Linked DNA regions of Mus musculus: region 1 is linked to region 2. Evidence: chromatin loops called from intact Hi-C (ENCODE). Cell type or tissue: heart. All regions are shown on one strand. Each heading gives the region's core, and the rest is flanking DNA. Links, peaks and the distances in the headings are about the cores only. Region 1 overlaps Atp10a (ATPase, class V, type 10A). Region 2 has its middle 200 kb from the start of Ube3a.

Region 1 (16,017 bases), core at 4,983-12,982, 280 kb after region 2:
TAGTTGAAATTGGCAACGTGTGTGTGTGTGTGTGTGTGTGTGTGTGTGTGTTCGCATATGTGTGTTTTTCCTTGGTGGTACACTAGTTTTCCCTTTATTTTTTGAGAAAAATTTTAAGAGGAAGCTAAAAAAGCTAGCTAACAGGAGCAGCACTGTCGTCTGATCAATGAAAGCTAGCTTCCTCTTATGGAGACTGTGATTTTAAGAACACAATTGCTTTCCACCTCCACACACTCACAAAGTTTGCAACATTACCTGCTTAGAGTCCTGATTTAATTTTCCAAAATCTAAAATACATGTGTATATAATATTTTTGTTGTTGTTTTGTCTTTTTTCAAAAGAGGGTTTCGCTGTGTAGCATTGGCTGTAGTCTTGGAATTTACTCTGTAGACTAAGCTGGGCTCAAACTCAGGGATTCACCTTCCTCTGCCTCTCAAGTGCTTGGATTAAAAGCATTCACAGCCTGGCTGTGTAAATTTAATGAAATGACTGTCAGTGCAACTGGGCTTCCTTTTTTTTTTTATTCCAGCTAATAAATATAGCATCTGTTTATTAGGTTCAGGGTATTAGCAACTGGCAAAGCTGATTAACTCCAGATGACAGCAAGGTTCCAGTTGGCGGCAACTCCCTTCACTTCAGCTCAGGACTCACTTTTAGGACACTCAAACTTTCCTTATTCCTCCCCACACTGGGTGTGGTGGTTTGAATAGGTTTGGCCCCAACAGACACATGTGTTTGAATGCTTGGCCCATAGGGAGTGGCACTTCTAGGCGATGTGGCCTTGTTAGGGTTTGTGTAGCATTGTTGGAATAAATGAGTCATCTGTGAGGGGGCGCTGTGAGGTCTGCTGTGCTCAAGATCTATCCAATGTGGAACACAGTCTCCCAATCTCTTCCTGGCTGCCTTCATATCAAGATGTAGAACTCTCTGATCATCTAGCTCATGTCTGCCTGCAGGCTACCATCCATCCTGCTATGATGACAATGGACTAAACTCCTGACACTGTAAGCCAGTCCCAATTAAATGTTCTTCTTTATAAGAGTTGCTCCAATCTGCCTTTCATTGACTCAAACCCTCCCCCACTCAAGTCATATAAACTCCTCATCTTCCTCTGCTTGTTTCCCACTAGGACCTTAGAACAAACTACTCACAACTAACTACTCACAACTGTACTAATTTTACACTGAACAAAAGCTATGTCCCTTTCAATTACTATAGCAAAACATGGGACATGGTAGGAAACTGGAAAGTCCAACATCATAGAACCCACATCTAGTAAGAACCTCCTTGTTCCTTCATAGTATACTAGGAGGCATAATGTTCCAAGACAATCTTCTTATTCTTATAATGCCACAAACATCATATGGAAGCTCTATTTTATGACCGGATTTAATTCTGATTACATCCCTGAGACCTCACCTCCAAACACCACCAGCATATTAAGTTGAGCAGGTTTTCAGTAGAACTTTCAGGAAAGATATTCAGCTATGACAAACTGTACCTTAATCTGTCTCTGATTCTGAGGACAGCACAGGCAATATTGTTTAACTGATGTAGACATACAAGGCAACTGGGCCACATAGACCACGTAACTGGCCCCACTTAGGGACAAACAAGACTTTAATTCCCTCTCTGTCACCATTCCTTTCTCTTACTTATCTCTCTCATTCCCTTCAGTGTCCCATTGGGAAGTGGAAGAACCCTGCTGTCTGGTGCTGATGTACCCTTCAGCCACTCTCATCTTTCACTCACACCTACAGAAAACACACTGCTAAGATCAGCACTTGAGCCAAACAGGCTTCAGTAACTTTTCCTGCACAAGATGATTAAAACAGTGCTCAATTGGCCAGCCACAGGCATTCTTGCGAAATTCCTAACCCTTGTGAGGATTAAAATGAACAAATGGAAGGAACCCTCTTTGTGCTACAAGGGGACCAGAATCAGATAGCAAGTCTACTCAGCCTACACTCTCAATGCTTCCCAGACATCCATTCACTGTCTATGGGACGAGAGTGGTCCTGCCTTGATCCTCACAAGACAGACAAGGGGTGCTTGAGTACTGCTGAACATAGAGCTAATGGGGAGCCCTCCTGTCAAACCTACAGCCATCAATCACATGAACTCCACCAAGACATGTAGACCAAAGCAAGAAAAAAAAAAAACATAAGAAACTAAAGCACAGGAAAGGGAGTTAGAGTTTAAGTTCGAAGAGTCCTACTGTACTCAAATGTAAGGTCTATTTTGTCCAGAGTCTTAGCACTGGAATTCTGATTGTCCAGCCTCCTTGGTCATACACATGTAAGAGTAGGCTCTAGTAATGTGTGACTAGTGGAAACTATTACCTGCACATCCATCCAAGGACCTGCAAAGGGTATATATATACAGCTAGTGGCAGCTCAATTATCAGGGAGAAGCAACAAGGGGTAGGCCTCTGTTGACACTTATTTTAAACCTTATCCTTAAATCTTTCTCCCTTTTCACCTTCATGATGGACATAAAATATGGCAAATTATAAGTGTTTAGGGCCAGAGATTTTTTTCAGTTGTGATTTCTTTTTTATTTTGGGATACTTACATATACATTATGATATATCTTGAGGGCATGCCCAAATCTAAAAACAAAATTCATTACATTTTATATATAAGTTATAGTCTGAAGCACTTTTATAATTTTTTAAAAAAAATAATTTTGTTCATGAAACAAAATTTTATAAAACATGATATCATTATGTCAGTGATATCATCAAAAACACTTAGGTTCTGGAGAATTTTAGATTTTTGACTAGGAATTCTCAAGCTGAATACTAGTATTCTGACCTACTAATGGAGGTTGAGCGTGCATGGACAGTTTGTCTCTCACGTATAAAGACCAGGATTAGATCCCAAGAATAACAGAAAATTGCAAAACATTTCAACCTAACATGCATAATCTAATTTATAAGGAAATAAACACTCAAGCCTTTTTCAGGTTGAGATACATGACAGGAAAGACTGGAAACCACTGATTAACTGTGAGGACAAAGGACAAAACAGCCAGACAAATCCAACTGAAAGCCCAGGTCTCTCATGCACTGGTCCCCTGACAGTTAAACCACCTTCCTTGGCTGTGAGGTGGAACACACACTGAAATCCTTCTGTGGGGTGAGCACTGACAACAGGATGACAGGGAGAGCCCCCAAGTAAGGGTTACAGGGAAGACAAGGCTCATGAGGAAGGTCCAGTCCATGTGGAACAGAGAGAGCAGAACATGCATGGTGGAGCTAACTAGGACACAGAGAAAATTCTGCAGACAGAGGTACTTGGGTCTTCCTTCACTGACAGAGGATCTGATAAGATGTTCGAACTGGCAAAAATCCAACCCTTACTTTGAGTGCCACCAAAGCCCTTACTGTGTGACAGCAGTTGATACCATCCAGGCCCTTTCTCCTGGAAAAAGTTTTCACTCTTTTCTCTCACAGTCATTTACAACATTGCAGTAGCACCAAGAGCTCCAACCAGTCCCAAGGTAGATAGCTGTGTTAGTTAGGGTAAACTGTCCACTAGAGAAACATGGGACTCTGACCATGTCTAAGGGGAATTATCTTAATTAATTGAGGTGGAAAGACATGCCCACTGTGAGTGGCACCATTCCACAGGCAGTTCTATAATCCTGGGTGATTATAGAATATAGAAAACAACCTGAGCACTAATATGTATATATGCACTGATTTCTTCTTCTGACTACAGACCTAATGTGACCTCCCTGCCATGACGGGTTCTTAACTTGGAACTATGAGCTAAATATGGTTCTCCCTTAAGTTTCTTTTGCCAGAGTATTTTGGTGCAGTAGTCGTAAAACAAGAAATCCTGATCAGCCCCATAGCCTTCCTACAGAAGGATGGAATAAAATCATTATATTGCAATAACAAACCAGGGTTCAACTGAAATCTTCACCCTTTAGTGCTGAGTCTCTTCTTTCCTGAGGAAGCTGGACCTATGAATGTAGTGTGCAGAAAGAGCATGCCTTTGGCTGCATCTCTCTCACAAGTGAACCTTATATTCTTGTGTGTTGATTGCCTTTGTAAAACAGAGCCACTCACAACCTCACACCTGCCAGCTGCTAAGGGCAAATTTAGAGTCAGATGGTAAGCACACAGTGATCACAGAGGTTGGAAGGCTGTGATAACTGGGGCACAGGTGCACACTCATTCTCTTTGTTCCTAATTGATAGCATCCATTGCAAGGTCTTTGCAATTTTTTCAAAAAAAATGTACTACATAGTGGAAGAGGGCAGAGGGGGACTCAAGAGATCTTGTGGTCCTACCATGTCCATGAATCTGGGTGAGAACTGATTTGACCAAAACCTCAAAGCTATGTTATAACCATGTTATAGCCAGGCTTCACTCAGCCCCACCTACTGCCCAGCTCCATTGCCCCTAAGCAGTGTATCATTCTACCCTTTTCCACTCCCACTACATTTAGGGTTAGGGTGGGAGGTCTACCAAGATGATAGTGGGCCTCTAAAGGCATCTCTGGCAGAATGGTCCTCCCACCAGAGCCCTCAACTGGAGTTTCAAAACACCTTTTCCCCTTTAACTTCTCATACTGTAGCCAAGAAAAACACCACTGGACACCAATGGCACGCATGTGAGGGTTGACTGCATGAGTAAGTTTGAGTGAGTGGCCAAGTTAAACACAGTTGCTATGTGTGTCTGTCCTCCCCAAGGAAACTGGACAGAATTCTGGCTGCAGGTTTGTGACTAGGATACAGCAACACAACTAGAGCTAGTCCTGCAGCATCCGTTCTAAGATCGTTCACCCCAGCAAACAGGCTCCTTGTGCTTCAAAGAATACAGTTGCATAGCACGAGGTTCTTCCTACATGGATCAATTAATAAACAGCATGAACAAAGCATCCCTAAAGACACTTGTATAGAAAGCTTTTAAAGCGTAGGTTGAAAGAAAGCTTTTCAAAAGCACTTTGTTTTGTAAAGTATAGTCTGAGAGTGTGTGTTTTAAACAAAAGTGTCTTAGTGAATTATGGAAGGAATTGGAAGGCAAGAACAGAGGGGTGGCTATTTCAGTAGTGTCTAGAAAATGAGGCAATAAACATGGAAACCACATCTGTCAACATGACCCTCACTGCAAAGATGCTGTCCTGAGCTATGCACAGGAGCCAAGATACTAGTGGATTACTAAGCAAGGGAGCATCCAGTGTGATTCAACCATCTCCTGCTCAAAAGTCCTACTGAGCAAGGATCCACAGGCCTGGCCAGGTCTCATCTAATACCTAGACTTGTAGGAGTCTGCTTTTTCTTCTTGGGCTGAGGAGTCCCTTTGTCACAGGAGCAAAACCTGCCTGCACAGATGGTGATGTTCACTGATAGGGTAGATCTTTTTTTTTCCCTCTGTTACTTCACCTGCAAGTTCAAGTTTTCTCTCATGGTGACAGCCAGTGGGCAGTTCCTTTGTAAAATGATGTTTCCATGACAGGAGTGCTTAATGCCCACTAATATTGTGTTGAGGGTGAGTGACACAAACATGAGAGCCCCATTTTGCATGTATTAAAACAGAAGCCCAGAGAGATTAAATCACTTCTCTGGATCAAAACCTAACTGGTGCAGGAGACAGATCTCACAGCTTACAATGGCTGCTATACCAGCTCACCTAAGGTCAAATGTCATCCAGCCAGGCTCCTCCTTAGGTTCTATCAATGCCTTCTTTCCATGCTTTTCCAGTGAGCCAACAGGAAGAGGCAGAAAGACAGGCAGCCCCAAGCCACAGAAGGCGTGGCCTTAAATGCACAATACAAGGGACAGGGCTCCAACAGCGGGTATCTAGTCCACTGGCCCAGTTCCTCTACTCTTAGAACCACAGGTTTTCTTCTGACAGCCAAGAAGGAGAGTGTTGGGTGTCCAGTGCTAAGCACTTAAGATCCAAACATTCTACAAAACATCTCTGTGGTGTAAGTGTAGGCCAGGAGCTCAAGGCCTCTAGTTTTTTGATGTTTTGGTCTCAGCATTATAAGAAGGCTTTGGTCTGATTCCATTCTGCCTAACAACTCAGGTTTCTTACCTCAAGCAAAAAGAGTTTGGCCTTTGATTTTTGTTTTTTCAGTGTCTACTACAGGACTACCTTCTAAAGTGCTCAAGAATCTGAGAGAGGGAAGAAACCTTTTAGAGCTATATGTAGACATGGGCCACTTTAGCCTACTTCTAGATGCTCCTATCCTCCTCCCACTCTCCCCCCACACCAGCCCTGCTCTGTCAACTTCTCAGGCTAGCAAGAGAGACGAAAGGGGGGAATAAAATGCACAGCAGGGGCCATCGCTTTCTCCAAACCACAGCCACATCACCATAAAGTCTGAAGAGCCCCAATGCATACCATTGTTCAGTGTGGGCTCTCGTACACTATAGGTCTTTCTATAGCAGAGCAGCTACTTCTCATCCTACTCTGTCCAAATGACAGCTACATTTACCTTTCCTGAATATGTATTGTGCTGTGCACAGGTCATATGGAGCACCTCAACCATCCAATCCCCTTCAACCTCAAAAGGTCTCCTTATGGACCCCGTCCCATGTGTGTTAGGAAGGAAGCCCAGCTTCCACATCTGTCACGGAAGCAGACTCCTGGAGCTCAGGCTCCATTCATTATCCTGCAATCCTGGAGCTCACTCTGTGTGCTTAACTGCAAAGGGTCACAATGCCTCTGCCAAACCACTAGGAGAACAGCTAGGTTGGGGATCAGAGCTGTCACTTAGTGAGGCATCAAGTCACAATGCATCAACCAAAGAAAAGTATTTCAGAAATAATCTAGCAAGGGTTTTGTCAATATTCCAATTTAGTGCAGACTCCCTTTCAAACCAACGGCCCCTAAGTGAGCCCCATAGTGTAGTATTGTGTGTAAAGATATGTATATGCATAGACATTTTGCTCTTCCTGGATTCTCGGCACGCATAGGTTCTCCTTAGGCTGTTTTCTTTGTGCACGGTAATCAAATAACCTGCCATTTGCTCTGGTCTAGGGATCCATTCCTCTATTTCACCAGAGAGCTCAAAGTGTGTCTTTCTAGTGAAATTCTTGAGCCAGAGTTCCAAGGTCAGAGCTATTATTTAGGAATGACATCCTGGCAGCTGCTGCTGCAAAGCATGGACTGCAGAGACTGAGACTACACAGCGTAATGTAGCAGCTTGGGAAGGCAACGGAAGGAGCCAAGCTTTTGTGTTCAAACTGCAGGACAGGCCAGACACAGCGTGTGTGTGTGTGTATGAAATAACGCAGGTAGGAAGCAGAAGGCACATGAGGTAGACAGTCTCTGGAGCCTCAATGCTGGGCTTGCTGTGTGACTAAAAAGTGAGACCTCTCTAAACCTAGATCCTCGCTCGGAAGACAAAGAAGCAACCACACAGTGCTTCAAGCATGGACCCTTTAGAACCCAGGGAAATCTTAGGACATGACCTACCTCACAATAGTGGGTCAAAAGGTCTATTCTACTATTACTCTGTATTAGTCAGGTTTCTCTAGAGTCACAGAATTTATGGATAGTCTCTAAATAGTAAAGGAATTTATTGATGACTTACAGTTGGCAGCCCAATTCCCAACAATGGTTCAGTCGCAGCTGTGAATGGAAGTCTAGCAGATACTCAGTCTCACGCAGCAAGCAGGCGAAGGAGCAAGAGCAGGCTCATTGAGTCCTGCTACATGGACTCAATAAGCCTGCTGGGTCCTGGTGAGGATCACGTTCTGATTGCACTAGCAGTAGCTCGTGTGTACAGGTAAACAGTGGCCACCATTTCAGGGAACGTGTACCTGAACACACAGGGTCAGAGAGACTTCAGAGGCAGGACTGAGCTTGATCGGGAAGTGACTAGACCACTAATAAAACGCTGTCAGTCAAGACCCAGCCCAGGAGAGTGGAGAGAGGTCAGAACTAAACCTTTCCCAGTGCTCGTGCCACAGTTAACTGAGGACATTGGGTGGACAGTGCAATCAGAGGAAAATTGTTCCCTTTGCTTAAAACAGTGCTCATGCTTTCTGATGCAGTTATTTCACAGATGCAGTCTTAGAAATACAGGCTTATAATGCGGCAGAAAAGCAGGGGCCCAAGCCATAGATGTGCCCCACTCCTCCAGTCCAGCAGCACCCTGCCCACCTCCAACACAAGGTCAGGCTTCTAAACGGACTCTCAGCAGATCTGTGCTTGCTATTTTTTCATTAACTGTGGGAACAAAGCAAACCAAGGCCCGGCTCTTTTTGTAATGTAAAACAAACACCAACTTGGGAAACACAAGATATCTCTTCCAGTGGAAATTAGTCTTCCCTCAAGGAAATCCTATAATAAAAAGTATATTCTAGCCAGGGGTTGAAAGGTGTTCTTTCACTATTTCTACAGAAAAAAAAAAAAAAGAAAAAAAAAAAACAAAAAACTTGAGGAAAAAGATTCTTCTGTCTTGGCAACTAATAGCTTGACATTTAACACATCTCTAAAAACAAACAAACAAATAAATCCATGTAGCACAAGTTCTGAATATTGTTCCATCACAGATTCTGGCTCCTTATGATGCCCTGTCATTCCCAGATTTTAGTAATTAGCACATTAATACACAGACAGTCAGCTTTCTGGAAGAATGGAGCCATATATTACTGAGCCAAGGTTCTCTTCTACTATTGCTGATTTTTCCGGCCGGAAATTCATCAAGAAAAGGCACTTTCCACCTCTGGGAGCAGAGTGAGCTTGAATGAGCTCATGGAGATGACCAATGTGACTGACACTGCACATGGAGTAAAGTTCCCTCTGAAAATACACTGATGGTTGAATTGTGCCTCTTTCAAAGTCCTATGCAGAACTACCAAATATGACTGTATACATGGAACAAGCCTTTGAAGATGTGAGTTAAAATGGAGTGTTAGAGTAGGCCCTGACCCATTGTGACTGTCTCCTTATAAAGACAGGAGATGAGGTCACAGAGGAAAGAACCAGTGAAGACTAAAGAAATGGCTACCCACAAACTGAAGAGAGCAGCTCAGATGGAGCCAACCCTACCAAGCCCTAGCCAACCCTACCTTGACCCCTAACGTCCAGTCTCCAGGACTGAGAAAATAAATTCAGGTTTAAGTTCCAGAATGTGTAATTCTTGATTTTAGTAGTCTAAAATATGTGTGTAGGAGACCTCAGCTATGCTGCCCATAACTAGAGCTGTAAAAACCCTTAGATCTGGCAGCTGAAACACGTCAGCAGGTGTCTCTACTCCTAGCTCCTCCAGACCGAAAGTGAAAATGAGCAGAGATGACTGAGCAGTGCTGGGCCCTGCGGTCTAGAAGCTGGGATATGAGCCAAGAGTATCATTCATACCTTCATATGAGGCATCACTTTCTCTTGGCAAGACACAAGCTGCCTTTCTCCTCCATTCCGCTGGACATTTTCTGTTAAGACTTAACGGGTGAGTTTCTATGTTGCTTAGTCTATGTTGAAAGAGTTGGCAGCACTTAGGTTCCAGAGGACCAAAATGTACAATAGTCTTGAAGTCATTAGCACAAGAAAAGACTTCCTGAACAGAATTCCATTCGCATATGTACTCAGATCAACAGTTAATGTGTTAGTGAAACTAAAAAGCTACGTACACCAAAGGACACCACCATTCAAAGGTACAGGCTACACATTTTTTACCAACTCCACCTTCTACAGAGGATCAATATCCAAAATATATAAAGAACTCAAAAAAAAAAAAACCTGAACATCAAGAAAACAACCAAATTTAAAAATAGTGTATAGATCTAAACAGAAATCTCAAAAGGAGAAATTCAAATGACTGAGAAACCCTTAAAGAAATGGTTAACATCGTTGGTCATCAGGGAAGTGTAAATCAAAACACTTTTGAGATTTCATCTCACATCAGACAGAATGGCCAAGATCAATATAAGAAATAGCAAGTCATGCAGGCAGCAATGTAGAGTAAGGAGAGTATTCATCCAAACTTGTACAGCAACTAGGGAACTCAGGCTGGAGGTTCCTCTGGAAGCTGGGAAAGGGTTTACCTCAAGATCCAGCCATACTACTCTTGAGTATATACTCAAAGGAACTTTCATTCTGTTGCAAAAAACACTTGCTCAACCATGGTTTCCTTTTGGTTTTTGTTTTTTTTTTTTTTTTAACTTTTTGTTTTGTTTTGTTTTTTTGTGGCTCTCCTCATAATAGCTAGAAACTAGAAGAAAACTAGATGTCCATCAATAGATGAAAGGATAAAGAAAATGAGATACATTTACACAAGGGACTATTACACTCACTGTTTAAAAATGAAATCATGAAATTCATGGGTAAATACATGTTACTAGAAAAATCATCCTGAGTGAGCTAACCTAGACCCAGAAAGACAAATATAGTATGCATCCTCCTATATGTGGATGCTAGTTGTTAAGTCATTGATAAATTACAAACCATATAATCACTGAGGCTAGGTACAGAGTAAGGAGGTAGAGAGGAAGGCTGTATCTTCCTAGGAATAAGAATAGATAGTTAAGGATGGACTTGTAGATGGGGGAGTGAAATGGGAAGATCAAATGGGGGAAGGAGGAAAGAGAGAGCAAGAGAGGAAATACAGAGAGGGATGCTAAAACTAAGGGCCATGTGAGGGCTCATAGAGAATCCTAATATAGTAGAAGCTTCCTACTGTATATAAATATATAATGGAGATTTAAATGATATCACCAAATAATAGGCGGGAGAGAGTCCAACTGAACATGTCTCATTACCAAAGAAAGTTCCCAGTCTGGACTTGGCTACATCTAATTGAGTTGCTGGTTAATAGAGTCCCATGGGAATCTATGAGTAAGATCAGTGCCTTGCTCAGCCATCAGAGACGCTTTCTCCTTTAGCAAATGGGAATGAATACAGAAACCCAGAGCCAGAAAATATGCAGAGAATAAGAGACCTTGAAATCCTCCACAATAAATGGGATGCCTCCAACAAATCCCTCAACAACAAATCTCAAGGCTCATGGAACTTGGTGGAAGAGGAGGTGGAAAGTGTGTGAGCCAAAGTGAATGGAGAACAAGGAAATATGGCCTTCCAAGCACAGCACAAGAGATGCGCATAAAAACTCAGAGACTGCGGCAGCGTGCACAGGGCCTGCATGGGTCCGCACCAGGTGGGCTCCCAGAGCTGAAAAGAGAAATGTACACATTACTGACCCAAAATCTATCTCCAACTATTTGAAAAAAATTAGTTTTTCTCAAAGGGAGTCTCACTGAAGAAACAAAACACTCTTAAGGGCAGGCCCCATGCTCAGAAGTAGACAGCCAACAAAAATGAGTTCAGTGGCATTTGGGGAGGGTCTTTGTCTCATAATGTTGAGTCAGAGCATCTTTTTAAAAAATAAAATAAAATAACCAACAACAACAACAACAAAAAAACCTTTATAGGTCCTTTGCATATATAGTTTTGGCTTCCCACTTTATGTCTCCATGGGATTGCGTGTATGCAAACCTGTGCCTCTGCATCCTCTTGTGCTTTTTCTTTGGGTCTTTTTTCCCCCGTTTTGTGCTATCCCTACTGGTTTGCTTTGTTTTAGCTTATTGTATTTTGTTATTGTTCTTTATATGCTTGTTTGTTTTCTACCAAGGATCTGCGAGGGTCTGAGTCTGGGTGGGAGGAAAGATAGGGAGGAACTGGGAGACGTAGGCGGAAGTAAAGCCATAATCTGGATATATTGTATGAAATGTATTGTATTTTCAGTATAAGTAAAAAATTAAAATGTCAGTGCACACCTGGGAAAGGGTGCAGCACCCAGTGGGTGAAGGGAGTATAGCTGGCACTGCTAAAGGGTGAAGGTATCTTGCCACTTTATCAGAAAATGTCACAGTGTAGACTGTACGTATCCCCTAGATGTTACAGTGATGCCATTGGAACCTGATAGAATCTATAAGACATTGGGCCAGTTGGGAGAAGTCACTGGGGAACAATGGGACCACTGACCCCTTCCTCTCCCTCTTCTCTTTCTGGCCATGTGTGAGTGAGTTTGTTCAGTCTGTGCTCCTACTGCATCTACTCAACCAATAGCTCATGAACTGACTCCTCCTAAATGATAAATCAAATAAGCCTATTTGGTTATCTTAATCATGTGTTTCAGTGAAAGACAAGGAGCCCAGGCTAGCCTCAAATTCACTATGGGGCTGAGGATGAGCGAGAACTCCAGATTCTCTTTCCCACCCCCTCCACCAAAAGGGGGGGGGGGGCTTTGATTTCTGATGCTTTAACAGTCTTAGACTCTGACCCTGAAAAATCCCGTTCCAGCCTTTCTAAGGGAAATGACAACAGTCCACAGTACATAGGATCTCCTGAGCCAAGGAAAAAACACAGGCTTCAGAGTCTACTCTGGAGAATTTCCTGCTTGGTGGTCAAGGCTCCTCGTACTTGATAAAGGCCGGATGAGCAAACCAACCAACCATTTGATGTTTTGTCCAAAACAAACGTAGATGTGTAAGCCTTTGAAGTTGACCTAAGTTAGCCTTTCTCTCCACACAATGAAAAGCTTACTTTCAGCCCATGACAGGTGCCACTGATGAAAGTCAGTCACGCCAGGTAAACAAGAACTATTTGTTCTTTTAACTCGAAGACAAAGTTTAAATTCGACATTTTCACTTAGTTGAATCTTTGGAGTGGAAGTGGGAAGCATATTGAATTACTGGTTGTTGATCTCAGGGCTTCATACACCCTAAGTGTCCACTAGTGAAGGAGAGAGACAGAGACAGAGACGGAGACGGAGATGGAGAGACAGACAGAGATAGAGAGACAGAGACAGAGACAAAGACAAAGACACAGAGAGAATATCTTTAAAGGGCTCTGGGCCAATTCCAGACCTATGAACCTTTCCTCTGATATTTCCATGTAACTGACTTTGGAGCTTAGGGGAGGCCACTTCTCATCAGTCAGTGACACCCACATTTCTTGGCCTTTAGTAGGTGAGGAACAGTGGGGAGTAAGGCATTCTGACACATACACTTTAGTATGAGTGACTAAAAATTGCTTTACTGAATCTGACGGGCTAGAGAAGTTTAGATTTGTCCCAGTCTCAGATTAGTTAAGATTCTCAAGGGGCCCTTAAGTCACTCTGCAGCACATGAGTCATTCATTAGCATAAATAAAGTGGAAGGCTCTGAATTCATCTCACTATTGAATCCCAGATTGATCCTGTCAGATAGCACAATTCCATCCACACCTGCGTAGGTGACAGCTTTTCTTGAAGTCAATTTCATGCCTTGTAAGGTCTGCTTTGCATCCCCATCTCACAGCTTCCACCTCCTCTATCTACCTGTGGATGGGTGACACTCCAAGACACGCTCTCACCACAGTGAGAACTGAAACATAGCTTTTCTCTTGGAGGCCACATGCAAACTAAACAAACCATGTGGAGAAATGCAGAGGTACACCTGTAGACCTCAGAAACAATGGCTATAAGTAAAATGCAGTGAGCTGGTCCCAGCTATGTTCTATGGGCATGGAGAAGTTTCTGCCCATAGGACACTTTGCTCACAAAACAACTGAGAGACAGATGACAGCAGAAAGGGCCCCTTCAACAAAGAGCAGAGTGTTCTTAAGTCCACTCTGCAGTGGATGGAGAATCTGAGCACACTGACCTACAGCCTGCATCCGCAGGCGTGTCAACGACAAGACTGCAGGCCCTGTTCCTCAGATCATTATCTGAGAGACCCACTGTTTCTAGAACACGTTATCGGTGCAGAAAAGATTATTTACCATTCTGTAAATTTAAAAGTAATACAAGTCAGGTGTGCTAACACATGCCTGTAATTTCAGCATTTAATGAAGCTAACGCAGGAAGGTCACAAGCCTGAAGTTAACCTGAGCTACATAACCAGATCTCTTCTCTAATACTACAATACAAAAGTACTGCAAATATTTGTGCATACTTCTGTACACACATTCTTGTGTACAGACACACGTAAAAACATATACAATCACACCCACTTATAAACAGAAACTTATTATCAAGTGGGACAGCAGATCCACTTAAGAAAAACCATCAGAACACATAGCTTTAGTAAATCAACTGACAAAGAAACCACTCATAGAGGGCTCTTCTCCAACAGAGGCAGCCTCTGGACTGGCCTGCCCTCCTCTTCCCACCATCATCTGAAATTCCAACCCACCCCCACCCCCACCCCCAAGTTTCATGACTCTACTTCTGTTTTATTTCCACCTTCCACCCCATTCACTTCCTTACATAGATAATACGAATGCCAGAAGAAAATGCTTCTAGTTTTGATTAATGCACCTTTGATGCTTAACAGATGCTCTATAAATATTTGTTGAATTGTGTTAACATCTGCAAAGTTGTATATGACTTGTAATGCTTAGAGAATACCTTATTCTGCAGAGCTGTGCATACAACTATTACTGGTGAGCTAGAACTTCTTCCCTGGGCTTCAGTGGAATTGACACAGCTTCAGGCTAGGCCTGCAGGTCTGTGTGAATGGTTGGAAAACCCAGAGAAATCCTGAATGCTTCTGACCCCTCCCTGATGGTTCAGACAGTACCTGCTTGTTCCAGCTCCACCTGGACCAGCAGTTTTAAATATGGTAGGTAGAGTATCTGCATTTGCCTTATTTATTTCACACTGGTAACACAATGAGATGATCATTATTTCATAGAATTCATTGTTTTAGAGCATGAAAAATTTTAAAAATAGTGTTTACTGGATCTCAACGGCAAAGGCATTATAAGAGACCATAACAAATGTGATGCGCAAATAGGAATGTAATTTTTCACACTGGAATTCCTTTCTGAATTCTTGGATGCTATCATTAAATTCCAAGTTTTAAATGAAACATTTCTCTTTAAGTCAAAAACTCTTAAGTTTCCTTTGACAGAGCTTGATGATGGAGCCATCTGCCCAGTCTGGACCCTCACCCATATATTAGGTCTGAGTGGGGCATGACCATCACCTCCTACCCATTCTATAGCCCCTCGACCATGTTCAGTTTTATTCAGTCATCGTCACTGAACAAACACATTTCCACTTCAGGGTGTGTGTAGGTCTGTGTGACTGCCACAGAGAGCTAGTGTCTTAATATTCCTTCTAACATTCAGATTATGTTCAAGGTCCTCTTTCTAGAAACATCCTTGACTGCTGAAGATGGCTACTTTCTCCAGTATTAGGCCCTAACAGAAGCATCAGCGGGTAGACCTCTTTGTTAGTCTCTCAACAGATGAACACTTCATCTTACATGAATGACAGTGTAAGAGAGATGCTAAATTCTACATTGTCAGTAGAGGGCACTGGTGGGAGGTGGAGGAGTAAATGACTAAATCCAAGTTTCAGGAGTAGGGGAAGTGGAGAAAGACATTGTTTGGGCCACTTCAAGTCACTAGTCACTTTCTCCATGATTTATTTCAGGATAATAAAACTGAAAAACTTCTCTGAGCTAGGCTCAAAGGCTAGGGCTCCGTGGCACAAATGTCTAGAAAGCATCTGCCTGTCTTGATTATGGCTCACTGCAGCTGCCAGGGCTGTCCACCTCAAGAACACATAGTGTAGCCTCCCCAGTGGCCAGTGATCAGAGGGTCCCGTGGTATCCAAGCTTGGCAGCTCTCTATGATCCTCTGTGGTACATTTCCAGTGAGTTCCAAAATTACAGTTCCTCATTAGCCCTCCCCACCACCATAGGCTATGGAAGTGCCCTGAGTAGAGAAGGCTGTGTTTTGTCTTAGACCTGATGCTTGCAACAGCCACTCCTCTACCCATCAGCCTTATCCCAGATTACATTTGCTTCCTGTGTGGCACTGCAGTTTTCGCTTCAACAGCAGAATACCTGGCCAGTGAGACAGGCATCCTGTGCTCCATTACTACCACCACAAGAACACATAAAAGTCCTTGATAGACTTTCTCTGGTGCAATCATGTGTGACTTGTCTCCTGACTGGACTCTGATGACACACTCCTCCCCTGTGGAAATGGCAAGGTCATTGGTTATTAAAGAAATACAGACATAAAAATCCCTTCTAATTTAAGTTTTCCTGCAGTCTACT
Region 2 (16,017 bases), core at 2,915-10,914:
CTAAGAGAACACAAATGCAAGCCAAGGCTACTATACCCAGCCAAACTTTCAATTACCATAGATGGAGAAACCAAAGTATTCCATGACAAAACCAAATACACACATTATGTTTCCACGAATCCAGCCCTTCAAAGGATAAAAACAGAAAAAACCTAATACAAGGACAGAAACCACGCCCTAGAAAAAGCAAGAAGGTAATCCTTCAACAAACCTAAAAGAAGACAGCCACAAGAACAGAATGCCAACTCTTAACAACAAAAATAATAGGAAGCAACAATTACTTTTCCTTAATATCTATTAATATCAATGGACTCAATTCCCCAATAAAAAGACAGAGACTAACAGACTGGCTACATAAACAGGACCCAACATTCTGCTGCTTACAGGAAACCCATCTCAGGGGAAAAGACAGACACTACCTCAGAGTGAAAGGCTGGAAAACAATTTTCCAAGCAAATGGTCTGAAGAAACAAGCTGGAGTAACCATTCTACTATCGAATAAAATCGACTTCCAACCCAAAGTTATCAAAAAAGACAAGGAGGGACACTTCATTCTCATCAAAGGTAAAAATCTTCCAAGAGGAACTCTCAATTCTGAATATCTATGCTCCAAATGCAAAGGCAGCCACATTCATTAAAGAAACTTTAGTAAAACTCAAAGCACACATTGCACCTCAAACAATAATAGTGGGAGACTTCAACACATCACTTTCATCAATGGACAGATCATGGAAACAGAAACTAAACAGGGACACAGTGAAACTAACAGAAGTAATGAAACAAATGGATCTGACAGATATCTACAGAACATTTTATCCTAAAATAGGATAATAGGATATTATAAAATAGGACAAAAGGATATAGCTTCTTCTCACCACCTCATGGTACTGTCTCCAAAACTGACCATATAATTGGTCACAAAATAGGCCTGAGCACATATACAAATATTGAAATTGTCCCATATATCCTATCAGATCACCATGGAATAAGGCTGATCTTCAATAACAGCATAACTAATAGAAAACCAACATTCACGTGGAAACTGAACAACACGCTTCTCAATGATACCTTGGTCAAGGAAGGAAAAAAGAAAGAAACGAAAAACATTTTAGAGTTTAATGAAAATGAAGCCACAACATACCCAAACTTATGGGACCCAATGAAAGCATTTCTAAGAGGAAAACTCATAGCTTTGAGTGCCTCAAAAAAGAAATCAGAGAGAGCACAGACAAGCAGCTTGACAAGACGCCTAAAAGCTCTAGAACAAAAGGAAACAAATGCACTCAAGAGGAGTGGATAGCTGGAAATAATCAAACTCAGGGGTGAAATCAACCAAGTGGAAACAAGAAGAATATTCAAAGAATCAAACAAATAAGGAGCTGGTTCTTTGAGAAAATCAACATGTAGATAAATCTTGCGTGCGCTCGACTGGCCAGGAAGAATGACGCTGCAACAGGATCCTTCTGCACACGTTTATTGGGAGAGCTTGATTGTAGAGGCGAAAAGACCTCGAGCCCAGAACTGGTGCTGCTTTTATAGGCCTAGGACAGGCGTTCTCTCTCATCTGATTGGTTAACTTGTCTCCAATCTGATTGGTTAACTTGTCTCTCATCTGATTGGTTAACTTGTCTCTCATCTGATTGGTTAACTTTTGTCAATTCTCAAAACCTCACCTTGGCAAAAGAACCTTTACTGGCTATGTATGTGTGGTGGCCAGCTGTAACCATCTGCCACTCTGCAACTGCCACTCTGTAACTGCCACTCTGTAACTGCCACTCTGTAACTGCCACTCTGTAACTGCCACTCTGCAACGGCTTCCCACAGATAAACCCTTTACCAGACTCACTAGAGGACACAGGGACAGAATCTTAATTAACAAAATCAGAAATGAAAAGGGAGACATAACTAGAGATCCTGAAGAAATCCAAAACACCATCAGATCCTTCTACAAAAGGCTATACTCAACAAAACTGGAGAACCTGGATGAAATGGACAAATTTCTAGACAGATACCAGGTATTAAAGTTAAACCAGGATCAGGTTAATTATCTAAACAGTCCTATATCCCCTAAAGAAATACAAGCAGTCATTAATAGTCTCACAACCAAATAAAGCCCAGGACCAGATGGGTTTAGTGCAGAGTTCTATAAGACCTTCAAAGAAGATCTAATCCCAGTTCTTCACAAACTATTTCAAAAATAGAAGCAGAAGGTACTCTACCCAATTTACTCTTTGAAGCCACAATTAATCTGATACCTAAACCGCAGAAAGACCCAACAAAGATCGAGAACTTCAGACCAATTTCCCTTATGAATATCGATGAAAATATACTCAATAAAATTCTCGATAACAGAATCCAAGAACACATCAAAACTATCATCCATCCTGACCAAGTAGGTTTCATTCCAGGGTTGGAGGGATGGTTTAATATACAGAAATCCATCAATGTAATCCATTATATAAACAAACTCAAAGAGAAAAACCACATGATCATCTCTTTAGATGTGGAGGAAGTTTTTGACAAAATCCAACACCCATTCATGATAAAATTCTTGGAAAGATCAGGAATTCAAGGCCCATACATAAATATGATAAAAGCAATCTACAGCAAACCAGTAGCCAACATCAAAGTAAATGGTAAGAAGCTGGAAGCATTCCCACTAAAATCAGGGACTAGACAAGGCTGCCCACTTTCTCCCTACCTATTCAACATTGTACTTGAAGTCCTAGCCAAAGCAATTCGAAAAGAAAAGGAGATCAAGGGAATACAAATTGTAAAGGAAGAAGTCAAAATATCACTTTTTGAAGATGATATGATAGTATATATAAGTTACCCTAAAAATTCCACCAGAGAACTACTAAGCCTGATAAACAGCTTCAGTGAAGTGGCTGGATATAAAATTAACTCAAACAAGTCAATGGCCTTTCTGTACACAAAGGATAAAGGCTGAGATAGAAGTTAGGGAAACAACACCCTTCTCAATAGTCACAAATAATATAAAATACTTTGGCGTGACTCTAACTAAGGTAGTGAAAGATCTGTATGATAAGAACTTCAAGTCTCTGAAGAAAGAAATTAAAGAAGCTCTCAGAAGATTTAAAGATCTCCCATGCTCATGGATTGGCAGGATCAATATAGTAAAAATGGCTATCTTGTAAAAAGCAATCTACATATTCAATGCAAACCCCATCAAAATTCCAACTTAATTCTTCAATGAATTAGAAAGGGCAATCTGCAAATTCATTTGGAACAACAAAAAACCTAGAATAGCAAAACTCTTCTCAAGGATAAAAGAACCTCTGGTGGAATCACCATGCCTGGCCTAAAGCTGTACTACGGAGCAATTGTGATAAAAACTGCATGATACTGGTATAGCAACAGACAAGTAGACCAATGGAATAGAACTGAAGACCCAGAAATGAACTCACATACCTATGGTCACTTGATCTTTGACAAGGGAGCTAAAACCATCCAGTGCAAAAAGACAGCATTTTCAACAAATGGTGCTGGCACAACTGGCAGTTATGTAGAAGAATGCGAATTGATCCATTCCTATCTCCGTGTACTAAGGCCAAATCTAAGGGAATCAAGGAACTCCACATAAAACCAGAGACAGTCAAACTTATAGAGGAAAAAGTGGGGAAAAGCCTGGAAGACATGGGCAGAGGGGAAAAAATTCCTGAATAGAACAGCAATGGCTTGTGCTGTATGATCGAGAATCGATAAATGGGACCTCATAAAATTGCAAAGCTTCTGTAAGACAAAAGACACCGTCAATAAGACAAAAAGGCCACCAATAGATTGGGAAAGGATCTTTACCTATCCTAAATCAAATTGGGAACTAATATCCAATATCTATAAAGAACTCAAGAAGGTGGACTCCAGAAAATCAAATAACCCCATTAAAAAATGGGTAGCAGAACTTAACAAAGAATTCGGACCTGAGGAATAATGAAAGGCTGAGAAGCACCTGAAAAAATGTTCAGCATCCTTAATCATCAGGGAAATGCAAATCAAAACAACCCTGAGATTCCACCTCACAACAGTCAGAATGGCTAAGATAAAAAATTCAGGTGACAGCAGATGCTGGTGAGGATGTGGAGAAAGAGGAACACTCCTCCACTGTTGGTGGGATTGAAAGCTTGTACAACCACTCTGGACATTAGTCTGGCAGTTCCTCAGAAATATGGACATAGTACTACTGGAGGATCCGGCAATACCTCTCCTGGGCATATGTCCAGAAGATGTTCCAACCGGTAAGAAGGACACATGCTCCACTATGTTCATAGCAGCTTTATTTATAATAGCCAGAAGCTGGAAAGAACCCAGATATCCCTCAACAGAGGAATGGATACAGAAAATGTGGTACATTTACACAATTTAGTACTACTCAGCTATTAAAAAGAATGAATTTATGAAATTCCTAGCCAAATGGATGGACCTGGAGGGCATCATCCTGAGTGAGGTAATCCAATCACAAAAGAACTCACGTGATATGTATTCACTGATAAGTGGATACTAGCCCAGATACTTAGAATTCCCTAGATATAAGATTCAATTTGTGAAACTCATGAAACTGAAGAAGAACGAAGACCAAAGTGTGGACACTTTGCCCCTTCTTAAAATTGGGAATGAAACACTCATGGAAGGAGTTATAGGGACAGAGTTTGGAGGTGAAATGAAAAGGACGGACCATCTAGAGACTGCCATATCCGGGGATCCATCCCATAATCAGCCTCCAAACGCTGACACCATTGCATACACTAGTAAGATTTTGCTGAAAGGACCCAGATATAGCTGTCTCTTTTGAGACTATGCCGGGGCCTAGCAAACACAGAAGTGAATACTCACAGTTAGCTATGGGTCCCCCAATGGAGGAGCTAGAGAAAGTACCCATGGAGCTGGGGGGATCTGCAACTCTATAGGTGGAACAACAATATGAACTAACCAGTACCCCCCGGAGCTGGTGTCTCTAGCTACATATGTATCAGAAGATGGCCTAGTTGGCCATCAGTGGAAAGAGAGGCCCATTGGTCGTGCAAACTTTATATGCCTCAGTATATGGGAACGCCAGGGCCAAGAAGTGGGAGTGAGTGGGTAGGGGAGTAGGGTAGGAGGGTATGGGGGACTTTTGGGATAGCACTGGAAATGTAAGTGAAGAAAATACCTAATTAAAAAAATTAATAGAAAAATAAAATAAAATAAAAAAGAGTTTATTTTAGAACCATTTTGAGTGATCACAGCTCAAGCACACAGATTCACATTACCCTAAATTCTATGTTCCAACATGGAGGAAGTTTCATGAGGTTCTTATGTTTACAGAACAAAAAAATCATAAATGAAGGCAAATTTAAAATATATTGGTGGGTACATCAGAGTGGCAGGCACTATTCTGTAGATGGAAGATGCTATTTGCTTACATTCTTAGCTTTTGGATTGGAGAAAATAAGCTAGTGTTCTAATTTAATAGATTATAAAAAGTTCGTTTTTTATTAATTACCACAAGATGCTAGTTCCAATACAGAGTGGGCCAGTGAATCCCTGTGCCAGAAGGCCTAAAACAGCCCAGGCCAGGTAACTAGCCTCTGAACCCGTGAAATTCCTTCTACACAGCACTGAAATTCCAATTGTTCTGTCAGTCTCTCCAGATATAGATTCCTTCCAAGAGTTTTGGTTCGTAGCATAGCACAGCTCCTTTTCTGGAATTTGTTTTCACAGTATTAATTTATAAATAATGGCATTAATAGAAGGTCTGAGTAGGTGTAAGGGGTTAAAAGTAAAACACTAAGAAGTGTCAATATAAAAAATAAGAAATACACACTCTGAAAATCCTATAAGCTAGTGGCTGAGAATGGCAAGATCGATTAACTCCCAACAATATTAAACATTTAACAGTAACCTTCCAGAGAACATTAGTAGCATGTACAGTTTCTAAACAAATTGGAGCCACATGAGAAGAAAGAAAACTTTCCAATAATATGTAAGACAGGAAATGTGAGGGAAAAGAAGTAAAAATAAAATGCATGAACTGTACAACATATGAATGGGATAGTAAAAATTAGTAGAAGTTGACTGAGAGAATAGATTCTCCCATGGCTAGGTGGGAGACTCTCCTATGATGAAAAAATCACTGAGAAGCAGAGGGTTGTAGACCTTATAGAATCAGATTTATAGTGCAGTCAAGGAACCTCACAGGCAAAGACAGAAAAATGGAAGTGGTCTGTGTGACTAAGCACATCCCATCCTTTTTCTGACATCATGTCCTTGTTTCCTAGCTAGTTCCTTGTATTGCTGTTGCTAGGCAATGTCAGTGTCTAGTATATTGCTGGGTACAGTCAGCGTAGATGAATGAAATCATCAGCCAGCTGTGACTCAAGGGTGAGGCACATATTTGCATTTTTCAGAGGCAGGAAGCTATACAAAAGATCTATTAATAGTCTGTTCCCTACTAATCTGTGTTCCGGGTGCTTCTCAGTGATTTTTCATCATCCCTGAACTTTCAGAAATAAATGAAGGTCCTCTCAATTAGCTGTAGTTAGATAGCAAGGAATAATAAGGCCTGTGTTGCTTGACAGAAAAGAAGAATCTCTTCTATTTACATTTTTATATGGATACAGAATTTTAAGTAGGTCTTTAAAATACATTAATTTCACATTTCAGATGTGATACAGATACTCTTGTTTTAGTAAGGTATTTGAAAACCATTCTCTCAAAGGGAAAGAATGGGCATGACAGATAAACCTATTTCATCCTATTTGTTTGTAGGCTAAGTGCCTCCCCACTAGTCACTCTTTTCTTAAGTTTGAAAATATTCTTACTATCTTGGAGTAAGAATAAAAGAAACCTGCAGTTCTTATGTAGCATGGGCTGGCATCCCAGGGAAAGCCTTAGGCCAGATTTAAAGATTCAGTCTGTACAAACTCAGTAGGTTCTCAGTATGCAGGAGTAGCTGCATTTAGCGCCTTTAAGGTACATCTCTTTTTTGCCTGAGAGCTGGTGAACTTCACTACCCCATAGCTACCAAGCCTATTTCCCTGGAATTGCTTAAAGTATTGTGGTGTTCTCATCTCATTGACTCTTGTTGTAAAATACTGTCCATGGTGCTACCACTGATGTTCGTTTGTCTCTCTTATTTAAAAAAAGCCTGAAACCCTTAGATTTTTCTTTTGATTTCTTTTCTTTCTTCCTGCTATTAGAAAAGCACTGACCGTAGGCGTTTTGCTCACATATTGGCCAATTAGTTTCCCATCCTCTGCATTATACCAAATTCCCTAAATTAACCATGCTGTTAGCATCAATATAGTCAACAAAAGTGAGGCCTTTAGAAAGTGGGTGGTCATGAGCACCTCACTCCTCTTGCTTTTATTTCCCTGCAGAAAATAGTTCAACATATGTAGTCAGCCGGCAAAGCCAAGGCTGAATCTGATAACTCAAGTCTATATTTGTGTTACTATCCCTTGCATATCCTATCTGAGTATGCAGAATATACTAGGGAGGGCATTAAAAAGAAATCCCATTAAGACTATTTTAAAGAAAATCCATCAGCTCCATCACTGGAAAGAAAAGCACAGTATTTTCTATTTAGGTACCAGACTGTATAGTCTCAAACAACAAAAATAGAACAGGTTAAGTCAAGGTGAGCAGATGTCTTACTCTAGGCCTAGCAAAACACCAAAGATCTGACAACCAGTTCCTGAACATGATAAACATCTCATCCTGTGGCATCCATTCTTTGTTAAGAGTTCACAGGGTACAGATGCCCTTCATTGCTGGTAATGTGTTCTCTCCCCAAATCTACTTTTAAATTAAAATTTGCAGTTAAACTCTTTTGAAAATGTGATGCTTATTATTGATGGAATCTCTTGATAAGATCTCCTCTTAAATCAGTAGATTATCTGTTTAATTCAGAAATCAATGTAACATAATTAATGAAAGGAACAAATAAAGGGACACCATCATTTTTAGTTGTGAGCTTGAGTATATATAGATCATCATTACTCTTTTCTACTGTTTCCTAGATTTTGTTGACAAGAAATACGTATTTTACTCAATTAAAAACATGGAGTTCAAACAGTTCCAGTGTCTTCTCCCTACCACACTGTGAGGGCACAGTGAAACTACTGAACTCAGAGTTTATTTAGGAAATTCAAATTTCCAGGGCTATGTTTTGGAGGCAGGCAGAGAGAATAGTCAAAAAGTGGGAAGAACCTTGCCAGTTTTAAAGAGACAGATTATGGTGGGAAGGATCCTGCGAGCTGGAGCATCCTGGGAGTCAGAGTAGTGGGAGGTGGGCCAGTGAACAAGGATAGCCTGGGAGATAGCCTGGGGAGTATGATTTGCTATGAGCTTGGCTAAGTTAATAAAAAACTAGATACCTCATTGTGGAAGTAGTTGACTGTAGTTGCATATAAGGGAAGTAAGGGCTTTTCCTGACAAATAGATATCAACTTCATAAAGTTTCTGAGGAACACTGAATGTAAACTTTAATTGATTTGCTAGCAATCCCAATGTTCACCAAGTCAGAATCCAATCTGAGCTGAGTCCAGACTGCCATTTACAATGTAATCACCAGTACTGAAAATTTGCTTTGGTTTATTTTTAACAATTTTTTATTAGGTATGGTCTTCATTTACATTTCAAATACTATCCCAAAAGTTCCATATACACTCCTACTGCTCTGTTCCCCAACCCACACACTCCTGCTTCCTGGCCCAGGCATTCCCCTGTACTGGGGCATATAATTCTTGCAAGACAAAGGGCTTCTCCTCCCAATGATGGCCAACTAGGCAATCTTCTGCTACATATGCAGCTAGAAACATGAGATCTGTTAGTTCATATTGCTGTTCTTCCTATAGGATTGCAGAGCTCTTCATCTCCTTGGGTACATTCTCTAGCTCCTCCATTGGGGACCCTGTGTTCCATCCAATAGATGACTGTGAGCATCCACTTCTATATTTGCCAGGAACTGGCATAGCCTCACAAGAGACAGCTATATCAGGGTCATGTCAGCACAATTTTCCTGGTATATGCAATAGTGTCAGTGTTTGGTGGTTGATTATGGTATGGATCCCCAGATGGGGCAGTCTCTGCATGGTCCTTCCTTCTGTCTCAGCTCCAAACTTTGTCTCTGTAACTCCTTCCATGGGTATTTTGTTCCCCCATTCTAAGGAGGATCGAAGTGACTACACTTTGGTCTTCCTTCTTCTTGAGTTTCATGTGTTTTGCAAATTGTATCTTGGGCAGTCTAAGTTTCTGGGCTAACATCCACTTATCAGTCAGTGCATATCATGTGAGTTCGTTTGTGATTGGGTTACCCCACACAGGATGATATCCTCCAGATCCATTCATTTCCTTAAGAATTTCATAAATTCTTTGTTTTTAATAGCTGAGTAGTACTCCACTGTGTAAATGTACCACATTTTCTGTGTCCATTCCTCTGTTGAGGGACATCTGGGTTCTTTCCAATTTCTGGCTATTATAAATAAGGCTGATATGAACATTGTGGAGCATGTGATCTTATTACCAGTTATAACATCTTCTGGGTATATGCCCAGGAGTGGTATTTCTGGATATTCTGGTAGTACTATGTCCAATTTTTTGAGGAACCTCCAGACTGATTTCCAGAGTGTGTACAAGCTTGCAATCCCACCAGCAATGGAGGAGTGTTCCTCTTTCAACACAACCTCAAAACATCTTCTGTCACCTGAAATTTTGATCTTAGCCCTTTTGACTGGTGTGAGGTGGAATCTCAGGGTTCTTTTGATTTGCGTTTCCCTGATGATTAAGGATGTTGAACATGTTTCCAGATGCTTCCCAGCCATTCGGTATTCCTCAGTTGAGAATTCTTTGCTTAGCCCTATAACCCATTTTTTTAATGGGGTTGTTTGATTTTCTGGAGTCCAGCTTCTTGAGCTCTTTTATACATTGGATATTAGTCCCCTATCTGATTTAGGATTGGTAAAAACCTTTTCCCAGTCTGTTGGTGGCCTTTTTGTCTTATTGACAGTGTCTTTTCCTTACAGAAACTTAGCAGTTTTATGAGGTCCCATTTGTGGATTCTCGATCTTACAGCCAAAGCCATTGCTGTTCTGTTCAGGAATTTTTTCCTGGGCTCATATCTTTGAGGCTTTTCTCCACTTTCTCCTCTATAAGTTTTAGTGTCCCATGGAGTTCCTTCATCCACTTAAACTTAAGCTTTGTACAAGGAGATAAGAATGGATGAATTTGCATTCTTCTACATGATCACTGCCAGTTAAGCCAGCACCATTTGTTAGAAATGCTGTCTTTTTTCCACTGGATGGTTTTAGCTCCCTTGTCAAAGATCAGGTGACCATAGCTGTGTGGGTTCATTTCTGGGCCTTCAATTCTATTCCATTGATCTACCTATCAGTCACTATACAAGTACCATGCAGTTTTTTGTGTTTTTTTTTTTTTTTTTTTTTTTTATCACAATTGCTCTGTAGTACAGCTTGATGTCAGGCATGGTGATTTCCCCAGAAGTTCTTTTATTGTTGAGAATAGTTTTTGCTATCCTAGGTTTTTTGTTATTCCAGATGAGTTTGCAAATTGCCCTTTCTAATTCAGTGAAGAATTGAGTTGGAATTTTGATGGGGATTGCATTGAATCTGTAGATTGCTTTGGGCAAGATGGCCATTTTTCCTATATTAATTCTGCCAGTCCATGAGCATGGGAGATCTTTCCATCTTCTGAGATTTAATTTGATTTCTTTCATCAGAGACTTGAAGTTCTTATCATACAGATCTTTCACTTCTTTAGTTAGAGTTACACCAAGCTATTTTATATTATTTGTAACTATTGTGAAGTGTGTTGTTTTCCTATTTCTTTCTCATCCTGTTTATCCTTTGTGTAGAGAAAGGCCACTGATTAGTTTGAGTTATTTTATATCCAGCTACAGCACTGAAACTATTTATCAGGTTTAAGAGTCCTCTGGTGAAAATTTTAGGGTCACTTATATATACTATCATATTATCTGCAAAGAGTGATATTTTGATACCTTCCTTTCCAAATATAAATCCCCTTTGGCCAGCCAAGCAGGACATATTTCCCCTAGCATAGGATAATTTCTATATTTTTGTATCTGTTGAGGCCTGTTTTGTGACCGGTTATATGGTCAGTTTTGGAGAAGGTACCATGAGGTTCTGAGAAGCAGCTATATCCTTTTGTTTTAGGATAAAATGTTCTGTAGATATCTGTTAAATCCATTTTTTAAATAACTTCTGTTAGTTTCACTGTGTCCCTGTTTAGTTTCTGTTTCCATGATCTGTCCATTGATGAAAGTGGTGTGTTGACGTCTCCCACTATTATTGTGTGAGGTGCAATGTGTGCTTTGAGCTTACTAAAGTTTCCTTAATGAATGTGGCTGCCCTTGCATTTGGAGCATAGATATTCAGAATTGAGAGTTCATCTTGGTAGATTTTAACTTGATAAGTATGAAGTGCCCCTCCTTGTCTTTTTTGATAAGTTTGGATTGGAAGTCAATTTTGTTCGATATTAGAATGACTACTCCAGCTTGTTTCTTGGGACCTTTTTCTTGGAAAATTGTTTTCCAACCTTTTACTCTGAGATATTGTCTGTCTTTGTCACTGAAGTAGGTTTCCTGTATGCAGCAAAATGTTGGGTCCTGTTTAAGTAGCCAGTCTGTTAGCCTATATCTTTTTATTGGGGAATTGAGTCCATTGATATTAAGAGATATTAAGGAAAAGTAATTTTTCTTCCTGTCATTTTTGTTGTTAGAGTTGGGAGTCTATTCTTGTAGCTGTCTTCTTTTAGTTTTTTTTTTTTAAAGAATTACTTTTTTGATTTTTCTAAGGTGTAGTTTCCATCTTTTTGTGAGTGTTTTCCCTTCATTATCCTTTGAAGGGCTGGATTCATGAAAGATATTGTGTGAATTTTGTTTTGTCATGGAATACTTTGGTTTCTCCATCCATGGTAATTGAGAGTTTTGCTGGGTATAGTAGCCTGGGCTGGCATTTGTGTTCTCTTAGGGTCTGTATAACATCTGTCCAGGATCTTCTGCCTTTCATAGTCTCTGGTGAGAAGTCTGGTTTAATTCTAATAGGTCTGCCTTTATATGTTACTTGATCTTTTTCCCTTGTTGCTTTTAATATTCTGTCTTTATTTAGTGCATTTGTTGTTCTGATTATTATGTGTTGAAAGGAATTTCTTTTCTGGTCTAGTCTATTTGGAAATTGTAGGTGGGGCTGGAACCACAAGAACAAATCCCAGCTTCTGGTTTGGAGGGTTTCCTTTGTCCCAGTTCCTGCTGGCACAAGATCCTCCAGGTTTTTTGGAACTGATGTTGCATTCCACTCACCAGTGATCTCAAGATCCTGGGTGTGCTAGGATGCCTGCAGTATGGAGAGTCCTCTGGGGACTTTGGGACCCCCCACTGAGTTCTTGCGCAAGATGGTCCAGGGCATTGTTTCTAATACCTACATTGTGATAGTTTAAACATTCTCTACTTTAAAAATTATTTTGCATGTATCTTCCTCATGAGCATTTATATTGACAGTAAATGAGATAAATATTTTGAAGTCATTACTTCCATCTACCTATAATTAATTCATAGCAGCACCAATGAAAGGAGCACTGGCCTTTGTGATGCATGTACAGACATTTAGGAGAGTGTAGATACCATTGGTTGTAGATAAAAAAGACCCACTTCTTTCTCCTTGGTCTTCTGTAGAATAATTTCTTTAATGACTTCATGGGAGCAGACTACTTGAGTATAGAATTCTTTGATAGCATAGATACTGTTTCCAATTTTAATTCTTTTTATCTTGAGTTTACTTCAACAGGACATTCATCATTGAAATCATTTCGACAGATTTCTTTTTCATATGGCCCTTTCTAGTTAATAAAAATGACCAGTTCTTGAACCTCTTGATTTGATATTATCTTAGTTTCTTTTGTAAGGGAAACTTTGCTCACAATTTCCAATTATAGCCCACTATTGTGAGAGAATTCAAGGTGCCAGGTGATGTGTTTATTAAAAGATAGAGGGGGAATATTTTTTATGGAGGCATTGTACAGTATGGGGGAAGGGGGTGCCTAGCCAAACCCATGCTAAGGCATCCCTTCCCCCGAGGGACCATCCACATGATGGTATAGTATAAAATAGAGTTTATTCAGGGCATGGGGAGTGAAGTTAAGAGGGTAGTAGAGGGAGAGAGAGAGAGAGAGAGAGAGAGAGAGAGGGGGGGGGGGGAAGAAGAAGGAGGAGGAGGAGGAGGAGGAGGAGGAGGAGAGGCTGGTCATGAGCTCATGGCTGGGGGGGGGGGATAACTGGGAAAGAAGAGGTAAGGGAAACAGGGAAAGAGCAAGGGAGGAGCAAGAGACCAAGAGGGCAAGAGAGTGAGGAGGGGGTAAGCAGCCCTTTTTATAGTTGGTCAGGCCTATCTGGCTGTTGCCAGGTAACTGTGAGGTGGAGTTTAGACAGAATGCTAACATTCCACAGTTTTGGTTTAATTAAAAAAGAAAAAAACTATAAAGGGGTGATGGTAGAGCAGGAATAGGGTTGTCATGATATCTGGCTACTTCATGCTGGCATCGGGGGTGACATGTCTCTAGGTAACCTAGAACAATGGATATGGGGAATGTTTGTCCAGTCTTAGGAGAGTTGACTGATTTCTTGCTGTCAAGGGTCTGTAAAGCCATCTGAGGAAAGGTCAGAAGTAACAGATCCAGTAGAAGTGTCTGTGTCTGTGTCTGTGAGAAGAGATTGGCACATCTGGAGGTTACTTCTCTGGAGCTGTTCTAGATATAGTAAGCACCTGGACTTGACAATATTCTGAAACATACATTTATATTTATTATAGATAAAGATTAAGTACATTTAGAAGAAAGAAAAATTTTTCTTAATATGTGCATTTGAAACCCAGAGGAATCCCGTTCTTTGGAATAGGTAGTAAGTGGAAACTTTAGGCAGATGGAGTCTATTTGGCCCATGAGAGGTAGATCTAAGTGGGTTTCCTGTAGCTTCTAAGTTTACAAAAGACATAACAAAATGAGTTAATAACATGTACAGTCTTTAGGAACTCAGATAATGTTAGCACAGTGACATAACAAGAAGAGGAAAGGTGAAGTATTTAATCAATGGTAAAGAAGTAACAGATTATTTCTGTAAAAGCTTTTTCTAGCTGTTAAGCTACAGTTATCTTAGTCATCAATGCAGTCAGAAATCTGGGGAGGAATAAACAATTAGCAGTCATATATTATTTATAAAATGACAGAGTCCATTATCCAACAGCTTCCTGTGGTCTCTGTGGTAACTTGGGCAGAGTCAGTCTGGCTTCCAAGTGCAGAAGACACAGTGTTTTTTTCTCTGTGGAGTGAATACGTGTGGCATGAGAAATGGCTTGCCTTGATTTAGATAAGTCATTTGACTCAGGGTATCTAGTTTTGTCCACTGTGGTTATCAGTGATCATCATATAACAATCCAGGCAGAATCTTAAAGCTGTGCCCAAATCTTCTGAGACCTTGTGGGAGTAAACTGTTAAAGGCTTCAGGAGATTCTGTCTATCATATATTAATAATTAGCAAACTTCTGACAAGATTGAGGGCTATATCGATTGTTCATATCTGAATAGAGCACACCATAATTTGATGGCAGTACAAAACAAATCATCTCTAAAGACAGGATAGGAATGAAAATCTTAAGTTTCCTTGACAGGATGTGTAAGTAGAGAAAACATGTGCATACTCGAGAAGAGGTGGAGGTGGAATGGGTCCATGGCGTGTAGCCTGGAAAGTACAGATTGCTAGGAGACACAATAATGGCCTGGGCACGCCTGCTACTGAATGGCGGTGGCAGTGGTTGGCAGCAGGACAGTGGCAATGGTTGGGCCTGGGCCTGCAGAGTAGCCCACAACCTGCATGCCATCTTGTGGAGCTAGAGACAGGGTTGTCTGTATGGCTGCTGATGTCTTCATTTTGAGACAGCAGGGGGTGTCAGCCACAGAGGTATGTTTACTTCAGCCAAGCAGGGGTGGAACTGCCTTCTAGCAGAGGAGGTCCCGGCCCATACTTCCGTGGTCAAAGTCCACTGTCGGTGGGGAAAAGGAAATGCCCGAAGTAGCGTGTTCCATATCCCAGAAATATGCACACTATTCTTGTGTTCGGCACCGCTAGCCTTCACTTTTTAGGCTCCGGGCAGTGTGTGTGTGTGTGTGTGTGTGTGTGTGTGTGTGTGTGTGTGTGTGTGTGTGAGAGAGAGAGAGAGAGAGAGAGAGAGAGAGAGAGAGAGATGTGAGAGAGAGAGAGATGGAGAGGGGGAGGGGGAGGGGGAGGGGAGGGGGAGGGGGAGGGGGAGAGAGAGAGAGAGAGAGAGAGAGAGAGAGAGAGAGAGAGAGAGAGAGAGACTTCTTTGAGTGACCACAGGAAAGCAGCTTCTTAGACAAGGGGAAAGCTGTTTTGGCCAGCCAAGCAGGACATATTTCCCCTAGTTTTCTTTCTTTTCTTCCCCTATTCCTTTACTTTTCTACCATTCCTCTCTCTCTCTCTCTCTCTCTCTCTCTCTCTCTCTCTCTCCTGTCTTGGTCTCTGTCTCTCTGTCGCTTTCTCTGTCTCTCTGTCTCTATCTCTATGTGTGTATATATGCATACAATGAAGATGGAACCAGGGCCTCATGAATCCTAGGAAAGAACTCTTACACTGAGCTACACATCTAGCCCCTCCCACTTTCTGAAGGGTACCTTTTTCAGACTAGGTGTTCTTCCTCTGCATTGGTTTGATGAACTAACTCTTCTTTTATGATTAGCCATTTTAAAAGTCTTAATTTTAAACACTTTCCTCCTTTGAAGGACAAGAACATACTTTTTTTGCATTTCAAACTATATATTATACTTCTTATTTTTATGTCTGCAACTTTAGTAGACAAGTTTTGGTGTAAGCAGCTTGGGCTTTGAAAGGTTGTTCAATTCACTCAATACTATTTAGCTAAAATACTATCCTTTTTCTCCGTTGTTTTCTGTACAACCAAAAAACTATGTGTTAAA

Evidence for each region. Peaks named below come from ENCODE experiments on the same cell type or tissue, not always from the same donor. Only the 100,000 strongest peaks of a DNase experiment are listed, where the experiment ranks them.
Region 1: a loop joins it to region 2, with 6 times the contacts of the local background. A loop is called at or near these places in 2 of 42 quality-filtered maps.

What each region holds. Positions count from the first base shown.
Region 1 is chr7:58,743,378-58,759,394 of GRCm38, reverse strand. The region is part of intron 2 of Atp10a (ATPase, class V, type 10A); the gene reads right to left. Among named protein-coding and RNA genes, the nearest start is that of Gm39019, 20 kb to the right of the region's middle. In heart, for the core only: no CTCF peak of the experiment used is centred there; a DNase peak (open chromatin) is centred at 9,284.
Region 2 is chr7:59,017,942-59,033,958 of GRCm38, reverse strand. No RefSeq gene overlaps it. Among named protein-coding and RNA genes, the nearest start is that of Ube3a, 200 kb to the left of the region's middle. In heart, for the core only: no CTCF peak of the experiment used is centred there; no DNase peak of the experiment used is centred there.